Regions from separate parts of the Mus musculus genome. Here region 1 is linked to region 2. The links are chromatin loops, found by intact Hi-C in ENCODE. Cell type or tissue: gastrocnemius. All regions are shown on one strand. Links, peaks and the distances in the headings refer to the core of each region. The heading gives the core; the rest is flanking DNA.

What was found. A loop is a pair of places that touch in the nucleus more often than their neighbours do. Peaks named below come from ENCODE experiments on the same cell type or tissue, not always from the same donor. Only the 100,000 strongest peaks of a DNase experiment are listed, where the experiment ranks them.
Region 1: it touches region 2 in a loop (2.7-fold over the local background); 13 of 42 quality-filtered maps call a loop at or near these places.

The regions. Positions count from the first base shown.
Region 1 is chr6:5,101,733-5,104,541 of GRCm38, reverse strand. The region is part of intron 7 of Ppp1r9a (protein phosphatase 1, regulatory subunit 9A); the gene reads right to left. Among named protein-coding and RNA genes, the nearest start is that of Gm52886, 48 kb to the right of the region's middle. In gastrocnemius, for the core only: no CTCF peak of the experiment used is centred there; DNase peaks (open chromatin) are centred at 572 and 1,588.
Region 2 is chr6:4,406,693-4,409,501 of GRCm38, reverse strand. The region is part of intron 3 of Gm46948 (a long non-coding RNA gene); the gene reads left to right. Among named protein-coding and RNA genes, the nearest start is that of Gm33788, 17 kb to the left of the region's middle. In gastrocnemius, for the core only: a CTCF peak has its summit at 1,574 (motif pointing left); a DNase peak (open chromatin) is centred at 1,573.

The DNA.
Region 1 (2,809 bases), core at 173-2,672, 700 kb before region 2:
TCCGTAAGGCTGCTAATACACTGGGCGCCGGGCGAAAGGCGCAGCACCAAACAGGCCCCTCCTGACTGCTGCCCAGTACAACAAGGAAGTGTGACAATAAATTAAGGCTGAGTTATAAGAAGCTGACACATGAACAAGTAAACACACCCAGGAAAGGAGATGGCCGTATTAATAAATGCATACAGGCAGGGATGGCTGAGGTAAGGGAAAACTTTTGTTTGGGCCCAACATAGCAAACTAACAAACACCACGACCTTCTTTGAAAGCAATGTGGATCTGCCTAAGAGAGAAGGTCACAGATGTGCTTCAGGCCACCATTTAAAACATAAGAAATGCTTGTGAAGGAAGTTTTTAAAAACAACCAAGGGGGTGGGGGGGTCTGGAGTTGCAAATATAGAGACATAGAGCAGGGAATGCCAGCAACCAGGAAGTGGCACCTCACCTTTCCCACATAACCCTGCTAAGTCAGGCCAGCCTGCTCCTCACCCTGAAGCTATGACCTCCTGACTGCTATCTAAGTCAGGCCCATGTGACAGGAACCTTTGGTGCTGACAGGAGGGAGGGAGCAGCAGACCCGGGAGTAAGTTAACAGTGAGACAGTGTGCTCACAGCAAGGGGAGGGCGCGGGAAGCCGGAAGTAATCACACTGTGACAGGCACACGTGCCAGCATACATGATGCCCAAGACTCTTGAGACTCGGGAGATAATGCCACTGCCATTATTCACCAATGATTAGAAGCACAGATACTGATCTGACTTCTATATTATACAGATAGGAAAACAACTGTGTCAAACTACTGAGAAAAGCAAATAATAACTTTTAGGCAACAGGTAAAATTTTGATATTTCTGATGATGGGTAGAAAAATAAAAAAGACACAAGAAAATATGAGAAAAGAAAACACATAAGCCAAGAGGACACACAAAGGTTCTAATAGTAAAGTGATAACTACAAACATAAAGGGACTATGTTCACTAACTGCAAAGACTCCCATAATAATTGATTAAAAAATAAGATTCAGGAATAGACTACTGAAAGGAAAAACATTTGAATCAAATTTATAAAATGGATAAAACATATAATAAATAAATAGAAATTCAGACTGGGCAGTGGTGGCACACACCTTTAATCCCAGCACTTGGGAGGCAGAGGCAGAGGCAGAGGCAGGTGGATTTCTGAGTTCGAGGCCAACCTGGTCTACAGAGTGAGTTCCAGGACAGCCAGGGCTACACAGAGAAACCCTGTCTCAAAATAAAAAGGAAAAAGAAAAAGAAAAAAAATTCAGACATCATGAAAGAAATGCAAGGCAAAAGAAACCCGTTTTAAGTTTTACTATTAACCAAAATAGAATTGGGGCAAAGTGTATCATGTGAGAGCAGAACATTACAAGGCTCAAATTACTGTAGCAATCCTGAGGCTAAGTGCAGCTAACAAGGGGCATAAGGTGTCTATGTATATAAAACCCTAAGTGACAGAAGGGTAGGGATGAGTAGGAGGCAGGCAGTAACACAGATGCCTTTGGAGGCTGGCAGGTCAGCACAGTCAGCCTCGAAGGGAGAGGGGCTCCCAGCCCAGCCCTGCCAGTTACTGCTGGCCTAGTGCCACCTAACAGATTCTGGGGCAGCCAGAATATACAGCTTACAGACACACTGGTGAGCATAGCAAGGCTCCATGGCTAGTTCTCAATTAGAGTCGCCAGAGCCCTAGCTAAATCCCTTGGGACACAAAACAAAACACAATTAGTGAATATAGGAAAGATATTTGTAAGGAGTAAGATAATCTGGGGGGGGGGGGTGTTGATGGGAAATCAGGAGATCAGTGTGAGAGTGGGAGAAGTAACCAGAATGCATTACACGCACATATGAAATGTCAAAGAATAAACATTATTAATATGAAATTTCAAATGAATAAAATGCTTTCTCCACTATACAGAGAAACCCTGTCTCAGAAAAAAAAAAAAAAAAAGAAAGCTTTCTCCAAAATGTACACTCTATTACTCAACAATGACAGAATTTCAGAAACAGAAACTCCTATGTTCAGAAATCATTAAGCCACAGTGATGCCATGATTGAAAAAAAATTCGGAAGATTACTTAACTCCTTCTGAGTCTAAGCCAATCTTTGAAATTGCTTTTGGTTAGTTTAGTCATGTCTTTAATTCTTATAGCTTGGCATTTATGCAGCAAGCAAAGATCTATGCACCTTCTGAGCGGTCAGCAAAAACACTTTCAGTCGATATAAATGAAGAGATCGCTAGTATGAGAAGATGCTGTTCCCCACATATCCGCTTATTAATTTGATTACAATAAAATTAATTTCAGAGGTAACTAGCAAAATGATTCAAGCACCCCATAATAAGCTGAGAGTAGGGCAAATTTTAAAATGAGAACCGCAGGCTAGAGATAGACATCAGCGGTGGAGCACGTGACCAGTGCCCAAAGCCCTAGGTTGGTTCCCAGTGCAAGAAAAAGAAAAGGAAAATTAGTGACTATGAATCCCCACATAGGGTATCTCTACCCACCTAACAAATGGGCTCGGGGCACACTGAGGAAGAAGGGGAGAAGGGGCAGAAAGAAATAAGAGCCAGAGGTGTGTTGTAAAATGCTGTCACCTGGATAGGACCGAGCCGTCACACTGGTGTCCACAGCTGCTACGGCTAGGTACCAACCTGATTCTGCAGGTTCCTGGGCCCCACAGGAGAGGCCATGAAATCATGGTGGACACACAGAACTGGGTGCTGACTGAGGGTAGTGGCAGGGGGTGGGATGGGTGATTGTGATCGAGAGACATGCTGGACATGCACAAACTTG
Region 2 (2,809 bases), core at 226-2,725:
GCCATCATTAAATGAAATTTCCATCTGCAAGAAATTTGCATGAAAATGAGTGTATCTCATGTTTATTATAAATTTGGTATTCGACATTTTCTTCTCCCCCACAAAGACCATGTTGGCTCAGCTTGTCTGAAGGTGAACTCACTCCAGATTGCCAGCTTTACCATGCTATCCAAGGAATCCTGCAAAACAACAAGCCTTCGGGGCATGAAGAGAATACCCTTGGAGAGAGTCGAGGGTAGACAAGATGGCCAGCAGGAAATTGTACTGACTTTTGTAAGACTTATCAATTGTCAAACCACACCCATTCATTTTTGGAGTTACTGTGCACACACATGGGGTTGTTGTCACGATTAACAAGAAGTTCTTACTTCTGCATATGAAAACAGGACAATACTCCAGAATACCTTCCCATAGAAATATCCCCAGAAAGTTCCATGTATGCTAATTCCATATTTTCATGATAGCTGGACATGCTCTTCCTTAGTGCCTCAAAGGCTCTCATCACTTTGATAAGTGGAATTAAGAAAAACACCAAGGTCATTTCAGCATATCACCTATAATCCAAATAGTTTCCATTTAAGACTTATAAAATTAAGAATAACACACATTCCCCCCTCCCCCCTTCCCTTGATTATAGCATCTAATCAACAATTCTGGTTTTATTTAAAAAAAAAGTCATTGATTTCATGGAGAAGGTTAATATCCAGTAACCAATATTCAAAAACATTCCTCTATCTAACAAGCATAGCTGCATTCACTTACAGTTCTATATTCTAATTTCTTTAGGATGAAGTCATTAGAATTAAACCATCCTTGAGCTTATTATGATTACAATGGCTGCTGTAATCATAGTTAGTCATAACCATAATTGTCATCACAAATATAATGACTATTAAAATTAATTTAAATAACTCACTCTATCATTAATGTAATTGTTATTGCTAACTTTGTGCCCTCTTATAAACTGTGCAATAATGAATAATTGAGAGAGCGTTGGAACTGTAAATCATGAAGCCCAGTACTAACAGTACCAAAAGTTTACGTGTAAGTTAGTAACAATGCATTCTTCTCAATTCTAGTAGTTTTATGAACTACATTGACTTTCGTAAGTTATATCTTGCTTCAAAATTTATTTGAAATGACAGTAGAGACAGGTCTGTGCAAAACTAATAAGATAAGAAAGAATTAGGGTCCTAGGACTGCACAAAACTGCGTGGTGAAGGCCAGAGAAGAGAAAGGGATTTTCATCTCTTTCTTGGAAGTGAGTTTGACTACAGGAAGAATTTAGTGTTGGTGAAATTTTATCCCGCCTCTGTTCTTTTACATCCAGCTTCTATCACTGTCAGCAAAGCCCTTTGTGGTGGAATTCCACTGAAAGATGATGCCAATGGTGAATCAAATGACTATTTTGTTTCCACATAAGATCACTAAGGCAAAGGAAATGAACTCTGTTTACAGAGTGTTCTTGTCTCAAGCAGTTCTCTTGCTTACTGGTTCTCAGCATCTGAAAGGGCTCCATCCAGTAGTAGTAAAGGATGCTGGGGGAGAATTGTAGAGGTGGAAGTGTTTTATGCCCTCTACTGGCCAATTTCAGCATCACAACTTAGTACAGTAGTATGGTGTATGCGTTGGGTTCTATGGCCAGAGAGTCAAATATCCATATTGTCTCTTCATCTCCTATCATTCGTCCACTTGTGTCTTTAAGCACATTCGTAGTCTCTTAAGGTGCTATGGAATTCTATTCTCCTTCTTAAGACTCTTACACCTTTCTTTGTTTTTGAGGATTCCTTTAGAACTGTTTCCCGTATACCTATGACTTGACTGAAAGTACCACACTGTCCCACATAATGCTTATTATGGTTGTTAATTCTGTTGTTCCCCTCATGAGACCATCTTCTCATATTTTTCTTATCTTATTGCATTACTGCTAGTCCTTCAAGATCTTTTTCCGACACTGCTCTTCTCCCTCACTTTAAAAATGATAGGTATCAGTTATTTCAAACGTTCTTTATTTGTAACTCTATAGCACTAAATTTTTCTTTATTATCTATGGATCACTTACAATGGGCCAGACTTCACTGCAGATATTCAGATGAACATCTAAGGAAACGACTCTGATTAAAATCTGCCTTTACCCTGTATTTGGGGCTGAGCAATCACAACAATTGATTTTTCTATCTTTCTTTTCTTTTTGAGAAAAACCTCGAGGGAAGCTGCATTTTGGAATGAATTTGGTCTGTATTGTACAGCATGGTGACTATACTAATAACAGCACACTGTATACTTGAAAATCACCTTGAGGGCTCTGGTGTTCTCACCACAAAAGTGATCAATATAGAGATAATGTATATATTATTAAGCTTGTTTGAGTGACCCTACAATGTATAGGAATTTGAGAACATCATATTGCACACAGTAAATATTTACACAGTTAACATCAACTAATAAATGTATTAAATGAAATAAATTGACTTGTTGACTGTGAAATGCCATTGTAGAACACGATATTACAGGCAGACACATGAGTTATGGACGAGAATATGCATATACTTGAGAATCTTCAAATAGATATTTATGGGTCATTTCAAACTCACTACATTGACTCTGAGTCAGAATGGAAAGTGAAAAAAATCTGTGAACTGAGCTCTGGGGTCACTTGAATGCTGCAAAGAGAAGGGAAAAAATGAAAGAAACAAATAACAAGACTAAAGTGAGCCAGATAGAAGCCCCAAGGGACAGTGTCAAGTACAGAAGGCTTTTCATCAATGAACGCTGTACCCAATCTTGCTATTGGGATGATAAGCCAAGG